Regions from separate parts of the Homo sapiens genome. Here region 1 is linked to region 2. A link is a contact called in ENCODE Hi-C or POLR2A ChIA-PET data. All regions are on one chromosome and are shown on one strand. The core of a region is the stretch at or near the end of the contact, and the rest is flanking DNA. Distances in the headings are between cores, read along the strand shown.

What was found. A loop is a pair of places that touch in the nucleus more often than their neighbours do. ChIA-PET counts read pairs that join two places held with the same protein, here RNA polymerase II (POLR2A). Pooled maps may share reads with other maps.
Region 1: a pooled map shows a loop between it and region 2 (2.1-fold over the local background). The contact joins two enhancer-like sites. A Hi-C loop is called at or near these places in 5 of 50 pooled maps. POLR2A ChIA-PET finds 5 or more read pairs at or near these places in 3 of 52 experiments (WTC11, activated CD8-positive, alpha-beta memory T cell and activated naive CD4-positive, alpha-beta T cell).

Annotation. Positions count from the first base shown.
Region 1 is chr1:116,846,387-116,850,618 of GRCh38, reverse strand. No RefSeq gene overlaps it. Among named protein-coding and RNA genes, the nearest start is that of PTGFRN, 61 kb to the left of the region's middle. Within about 2 kb of position 2,843, at least 6 of the 41 ENCODE cell types and tissues checked have a DNase peak (open chromatin) inside an H3K27ac peak, as active enhancers do.
Region 2 is chr1:116,793,163-116,797,195 of GRCh38, reverse strand. No RefSeq gene overlaps it. Among named protein-coding and RNA genes, the nearest start is that of CD2, 41 kb to the right of the region's middle. Within about 2 kb of position 2,280, at least 2 of the 41 ENCODE cell types and tissues checked have a DNase peak (open chromatin) inside an H3K27ac peak, as active enhancers do.

The DNA of each region.
Region 1 (4,232 bases), core at 1,594-4,093, 53 kb before region 2:
GGACAGAGGGCTCAGATATCTGAGTGGTTTCTATGAGACTTGGCAATTGATTGGCTGAGGCTGGGAGACTCTATTATCCATGAAGGGATCGCTGGAAGGGCAGGTTCAGGGAGAGCATGCTGCATTTTAGGGTCCTGCTGATGTCTAGGCAGATATTTCTGTTGAGGAATTGAGCACATGTGATTTTGAGACCATCGAGAGACTTAGAGTGGCAATACAGACTTGGAATTGTCTCCCTGTGGGTAGTAAATGAGGACATGGCAATGTAATAGAAAGAGCTTAGACATTGGCGAGAAATGACCCTGGCATCAAATCCCAGCTCTATCATTTACTGGTGGTACAACCTTAGACAAGTTACTCTGTGATCTCACTTTCCTCATTTGAAAAATTGGGAAACATAATGCTGACCTTGGAGAGTTATAATGAGCATTTAGAATGCCTAGTAGAATGTCTAGAACATAACAAGTGGTCAATAAATGGTAACTAATTTTGGGCAAGAAGGTGGCATGACATGGGAAGAGCATGTACAGTGGAAAGGAGGCAGGATGAGGATGAGGGTGGAGCCCTGGAGAATAGCAACATCCCTGAGGAAGGTAAACAAAAAAGAGCCAACAAAAGGATGAGAAAGAGGCTCCAGAGAACCAGAAGATGGAAGTGTCCTGGAAGCAAAGGGAAATGTTTCTTTCAAGAACAAGAGGGTTTTTGCTGGTAGATGAACCGGCATTTCACAGAGAAGGAAATACAAATGGCAAACACATAGATGAAAAGAGGCTTTTGATCCCACTCATCACTAAAGAAGTGCAGATTAAAATAACCATAAGGTACTAATTTTCACCATTCATTTGGTAAAGATAACCAAGATGACGCTAAAGTGGAGTAATATCCACTGTTGACCCAAGTGTGGAGAAACCCTGTGTATGCTTGCATACCCTATGGGAATATACATTCATATCATTTTTAAAGGACATTTTGTCAAAATATGTCCCAATTGTGAATGTATATGTTCTTGATCCAGGCATTGCACTTCTAAGAATTTACCCAGCAACAAACTCACAAGTGTACAAAGATGTATCTTCTAAGATATTAATTATAACATTGTTTAACACAGAAAAAAAAATGGGGAGCAACCTAATGTCCATCTGAAAGGATCTGATGAAATAAAAATGTATTGCATCCTTACAGCTTGAGAGGTTGGGAGATAATTGGGATTGGGTTGGAGAAACAGAGACCTTGGAACAGGAATGATAGGAATGACAGGCTGTGTGTGTCAGAATAGATGGTGTACAGAGGCCAGAGAGGAGCATGACCAATTTGTGGTGTGGGCTGGTAAGAATGTGGAGAGACATGTTGAACACAGTTTTGTTTTGTTTGAGACAGAGATGTTGATGCTGTACACTGTGATCATTCTCTCTAACCCCATCAATCTTTAATAATACTTTAAAAATCAGGATATACTTAATGTGATTGGATTTCTTGTAAATACTGGTCAAGGACTGAGATTTGTGTGTCAAGCATGGCCTGAGGCCAAAAGAAAGTCAGTCAAGCAGATGAGACGGACGGCCAACATCTGGGTCACATATGCTTGTGTATGTGTAAAAATTTTATTGAAGCATATGCAAAGATCTGTTGCCAGAGTTACCTCTAGGGGGCAAGACTGGGGGTGCTTTATGGAGGTGGACTTTTCAGTTTATCCCCTTCCAAATCACTAGCATTTTTACTTTAAAAACAATCTTTTTTAAAAAAGTATAGCACTCAGACAATATAACTGGAGAATGACGGTGACTCCTAACCAATTGAGTGTAGTGTCTCAACTTTGCCCCAGATTTGATTCTTGCATGACTGTGAAGACTAGAATGAGTCTTTTTTTTTTGGAGATAGAGTTTCACTCTTTTTTGAGATGGAGTTGCCCAGGCTGGAGTGCAATGGCACAATCTTGGCTCACCGCAATCTCTGCCTCCCAGGTTCAAGTGATTCTCCTGCCTCAGCCTCCCGAGTAGCTGGGATTACAGGCAAGTGCCACCACGCCTGGCTAATTTTGTACTTTTAGTAGAGACGGGGTTTCTCCATGTTGGTCAGGCTGGGCTCAAACTCCTGACCTTAGGTGATCTGCCCACCTTGGCCTCCCAAAGTGCTGGCATTACAGGGCATGAGCCACTGCGCCCAGCCTAGAATGATTCTTGAAGAGAGATACAGGTGAAATGATTGTGCTTGCAAAAGGTTTGAAAATGACACATTTCTGAAATTACGTAATTCACACATTACAGAAAAAGTACTATTTGTTGCAATTTATGCATATTCACATTGTAAATAGTAGGTGCTCAACAGATGTGTATTGGCTTCAATAATATTTAAAATATTTAAACCTTTGCCCAAAGTTCAGATATACATGTATACTCTCATTCGACTAAATTTTAAGAGAACCATACTCTGGTAATTGTTAATTGCCACTGTGCAGGGCAACCCCTTACTCTGTGTTTGACATAAGCACTGCACCATACTTTTCTAATCCACATCCTGTGCTATCCAGAACCAAAACAAGAAATGAGAGTCTGATGAATCACCCACACAACACTTAGCAGTCACATACATGCTATTTTCAAGACACGTGAGACCCACGTTTACAGTAATTTAGAAATTTTACCATTTAATTTTGCTCTCGAGGAGCGAGGTGCTTTTTTTTTTTTTCTACAAGCTCCAGAAGTTCCTGTAGAAATCCTAGGACTGAAATTTTCCATTTTGAGAGCAGAGTAATTGTTTGTAATGCTAGGCTCCCCCAGGCAGGCTGGAAGCAGAACTGGAAATGAGCATGGCTTGTCTGGCGGGGAGAAGTCCTGCACACATGTTCCAAATGATGCAAACTTTCCTGGCCGCACCAGCGAATCTCTGTGAGCTGGGGTTCCAGCACCGTGTCCACCACATCGGGAAAGCGCTGCTTCCTCTGGCTCTTCCGGGCTCACCCCCAACCCTCATTTCTCTCTCCCTAGTGCCAATTTAATCGGTTTATAAGCCTGGTCAGTTGTTGTCAATCTATTCTGCCCAGGCTACCCATGGCCATGGAGGTTTGGAGGAGATACCAGATTTTATTTTATAACTTTATTTCCCAACATTTTATTATCACAATTTTGGAATATTCAGAAAAATTGAAAAAAATTGCAGTTAACACCCATATACTCAGCATCAAGATTCTAACGTTTTCTCACATGTGCAAGCACTAGTATTTGGGCCTCCTCTTTCCAGTACTGCTGGGGCTCAGCAGCCACACCTTTGTCCTGAGCTATCCACAGAACTCTCCCTCCTTTCTTAGCCACACTGATCTCCAGGCTCCCAGTGCCTACGGCTATTATAGACTTCAGTGCTCAACATTTAGCACCTGCATTTAGATCAGTGCCAGGCCCTTAGCAAGGCACAACCTCCTTTTACATATATGATCTTATTTAATTTTTAGCCCACAAGATAGATATCATTATTATTCCTAACTTATGGTGAAGAAAACGGAGACACAGACAGGTAAAGAGTCTTCCGAAGTTACTTATGGCTGAAATTATTACTATGAAAGTAGTAATCACAAATGAGATATTTTAATTTATATATTTAAAACAAAATATATAGGTATATTTAGGTGCTCCTGTTAGTATTTCAATGTGTACTGGCAGAATTACATTGTCATCATTGAATGTGTGTTTCAGACCAAGATGTTTTGAAGTTGTTGTTTGGGTGCTGCCAGTTTTCATTTTTTTTTGAGACAGCATCTTGTTCTGTCGCCCAGGCTAGAGTGCAGTGGTGCGATCTCGGCTCACTGCAACCTCTGCCTCCCGGGTTCAAGCAATTCTCCTGTCTCAGCCTCCCAAGTAGCTGGGATTACAGGTGCGCACCACCATGCCCAGATCATTTTTGTATTTTTAGTAGAGACAGGGTTTTGCCGTGTTGGTCAGGCTGGTTTCGAACTCTTGACCTCAAGTGATCCACCCGCCTCAGCCTCCCAAAATGCTGAGATTACAGGCGTGAGCTACCACACCCAGCAGATGCTGCCATTTTGACGTGGCTTTTTAGATATCTGTACCCAGTCCCCAAAGAGGTTTTTGTTTTTGTAGCTGTAATTGTTTAATGTGGGTCATTTTAACTGTACCACTCCATTTTTTCCCCCTAGAGAATCAAAAGTGTCTCATTTGTTTTCCAGTGTTGCTTAGTGAAAATTCATGGCTATCAATGACTTAGTGTAAATAATCTAGTAG
Region 2 (4,033 bases), core at 1,031-3,530:
TTCTTACATCGTACTCGTTTTTTGTTATTCAACAAGATGTTCCTGACTTTTCAAAACCTTTCTGCCCAACTTGTTTCCATGAGCTTGTTTCATGGCAGCACCAGTGCTGACATCACATAGCACATGCCTGCCTCACGGTGGATGTTCTGAGAGCTCCTGCCAGCTCAGGGGGCTCAGATCCCTGGGCTGAAGGTACAATAATTGCATTGTGCAGGGGTCCAAGCCAGGTGCTCCCACATCTCAGGGCAGCACACAGAAGAGATGGCTTATTATTAATTCCCAGCCCTTCTCAGAGCTCCAGGTTGCACTCCAGGACCAGCCACAAGCATAGTACGATTTGGGGTGCAAAGAGACGGGTTCTCTGACTGTCCTTGGCATTTTCTTTACATACTTGCTGAAATTCCTAGAAGCCACTAGATTTTTTTTTCATAAGGTTCACATGGCCTAGCAAGGGAAAGCATCAGTGTTGATGGGGCTCAGGACATGCTAGTCCAAAATATTCTAAGCTGAAGGAATTTGAGAAAACAGCATGTGCAGGAAAGTCTCTCTAACCTTCCCCAATCTTCTCCATAAAACGTAGGAAGGATTTTCTCACCTTCCCCTGAAGCAGGTCATAAAACCTTCACATGAGAGGTGAACGGTTCCCTCCCTACACCCAGGGGAAAGGAGCATCCTTGTCCCTGGAGACACAGGGACATGGAGGGGAATCTGAACAACAAGGCTTGCTAAGTTTTCCCCAGTTTTGTCACCATTAATAGTTCCCTTTTGTCCTCCTCTCATATTTCTCCACGATTGTCCGTGCTTCATCAAACCTAGCATGAAAATATTCAGGCTTACCTGTTTCCTCATTTCCTGATGAGGGCTCCTGTGTCATGTAAAATTTATGTTAAATACATTGTTTTTGACCTTTCTTTTTTTTTAATCTGTTTTTTGTTACAGGGGCCTCAGCCATGAATCTAAGTTGGGTCAAGAAAAAGATATTTTTCCTCCCTTACAGTATGAGTGTGTGTGACTGCCTTTTCAGTGAGGGTGTAAATGGTGGTATCTGATCCTGCCCTGTAAGGAAGTGGGAGCACATATGGCTCTGAGACCCTGCCAGGTGGAAAGCACATAGAGGAAAGAAAGCTCCCTTTGAGGAATGGTCCCTGTGAAGACTTCCCCTTAAGAGAAGTTACCCCTGAGGAGAATTACTCCTGAGGAGTGCTCCCTCTGAGGAGAGACTCTGTCAAAAAAGAAAAAAAAAGAAAAAAAAAAAAGAAGAAGAACTTGACGTGTGAAGCATGCAGGAGCTGTGCTGAGTACAACATCCATGTGTCTTGTTTCGGTGGCTATCTTGGGTCTCAGTCCACCTGGAACAATGGACGGGTTGTTGACTAGCTGCCTTGCGGTAATCTCAAGGAGTGCTCCTCCTAAGGAGTGTTCCCCCCTGAGGAATGCTCCCCCTGAGGAGTGCTCCCCTGAGGAGTGTTTCCCTTGAGGAGAGTTACCCCTAAGAGTGTTCCCTCTGAGGAGAGTTCCCCTGAGATGTGCTCCCGCTGAGGAGTGCTCCCCTGAGAAGTGCCCCTGAGAAGTGCTTCCCTGAAGGGTATTCCCTCTGAGGAGAGGTCCCCCTGAGAAGTGTTTCCCCTGAGGAGTGCTCCCCCAAGGAGTGCTCCCACTGATCAAGACTCCGTTAGCCTTTCCAGCACAGATTCTCCTCTGAGCTCCAGGTTGAGGAAAGAGTCCCTTCTCTGGAAGGGGGGACTTTCTGGCTTTAAAAAGGACAGATTTCTCTTCTAACATCTAGGCAGCTCTTGGAGGCTACTAGTGGAGGGCTCCATGGGATTGACAGCTACTTAGGAGGGCACCAGGCCAGCTGCCCTGCATGCCACAGCCTCATTTCCTCTGCTATGGGGCTCTAAGGCCCAGTATATTCTGAGCAGGGCTGGCCACAGGCAGAGCTGTGTACGGGGTGGGTTGCCCCAACTCCCTTCCCCACATTAATCTCCTGCCCCTTTCTACCATTTCTATGCCTTCAGCACCCTTGCCAAAATGCTCTTCCTTCCATACAAAAAGGGCTGCACTCAGCTTTATTCATAATAACCAATTCTTAAAAGCAACCAAGATATCCTTCAGTAGGTGAATGTGTAACCGAGCACGGGTCTGGCTGCTTTGCCACTTGCAAGGTCCAATGACAAGAGTGAGATATGGTAGAAAGAAAGTGACTTTATTAACCAAAACTAGTAAAGCAGAAGTGAAAGTGACCAGATCCCCATCCAAAGTAATCACTTTAAATTTCTGGGGAGAAAACAAGAGTTTAAAAAAGGGAACTTGGCCAGGCATAGAGGCTCATGCCTGTAGTCCCAGCACTTTGGGAGGCCGAGGAGGGCAGATCACAAGGTCAAGAAATCAAGACCATCCTGGCCAACATGATGAAACCCCTCTCTACTAAAAATAAAAAAATTAGCTGGGTGTGGTGGCGCTTGCTTGTAACCCCAGCTACTCGGGAGGCTGAGGCAGGAGAATCACTTGAACCCAGGAGGTGGAGGCTGCAGTGAACCAACATCACGCCACTGCACTCCAGCCTGGCGACAGAACAAATTCTGTAAAAAAAAAAAAAAAAAAAATAAGAGGAACTTGACATGTGAAGCATGCAGGAGTTGTGCTGAGTACAAGATCCATGTGTCTTGTTTGGTTGCTATCTTGGGTCTCAGTCCACCTGGAACAATGGCCGGGTTGTTGACTAGCTGCCTTGAGGTAATCTCTGGAATTTTGCAGCTGGGTCTCCAGGCTTGGTCTTTCTGTCTCAAGATTAGCCCTTGGAAGGCAGCTTTTGATAATTTTTAGATCATACTATATTAAATCCCTGTGTATTCCATAAAAAAAAGATTAGCCCCTGGAACTTCTAAGTAAGAACATATTTAGATACTAGCATACAGTTAGATAAATGCAAAAGGAGTATATGGTGGGAAAGGGTGGGACATAGAGTCTACCTTAAGCTTACAGGAAAAGGCTTCTGCAGTTTGCTTCAAGGTTGTATTTAAAGACTAGGGAGAAAAGAGAAAGGGGACATTTAAAAAAAATGCATTTTGAAGTTAAGCTATTTGGTTACAAATGGATAAATAAACTATAGTAACATCCAGACAATGGAATATTATTCAATGTTAAAAACAAATGAGCCACCGCACCATGAAAAGACATGGAGAAATATTAAATCCGTATTACTAAGCAAAAGAAGCTAATATGAAAAAGTTACATACCATATGACATTCTGGAAAAGGCTAAACTATGGAGAAGTCGAAAAGATCAGTGGTTACCTGAGGTTAGGGGGAAGGAGGGATGAACAGGCAGAGCACAGAGGATTTTCAGGGCAGTGAAACTACTCTGTATGGTCTAATAGTGGATACATCTCATTATGTATTTGTCCAAACCCACAGAATGCACATAAAGAGTGAACCCTAATGTAAACTTTGGATGACAATGATGTGTCAGTGTGGGTTCATCATTGTAACGAATGTACCACTCTGGTGGGGGATGTGGATAATTCAGGAGGCTATGACTTTATGAAGGAAGTGGGTACATAGGAAATCTCTGTATCTTCCTCTCAATTTTGCTGTGAACCTAAAACTGCTCTAAAAAATAAAGTTGTTGTTGTTGTTGTTTTTAAGCTGCACTCTTCTGTGATGATTTGCATTTTAACAGTATTCAAACTCTTAAACCAGAGGTGAGCAGCCTTCTTTGCATACCATTTATTTTCCATGAAATGAAAATGCAAGGAAAACAACATAGATTCTCAAGACTTGGAATACTTGCTTTACTGAATAAAAGAAATGTCAATGAGGAAACTGTCATGGCTTTTTAGTCACTAACAAGTTAGTATCTGGACATTCATCCTGAAAATCATTCACCAGTCTGGTGGTTCTTCCATGTAGATCTCAGTCCTCAAGTTGCTCATCACTGCTTCATGCTGAAAAACATAATGTTTTTGTTTGTTTGTTTGTTTGTTCGTGACAGGGTCTGGCTCTGTTACTCAGGCCGGAGTGTGGTGGTATAA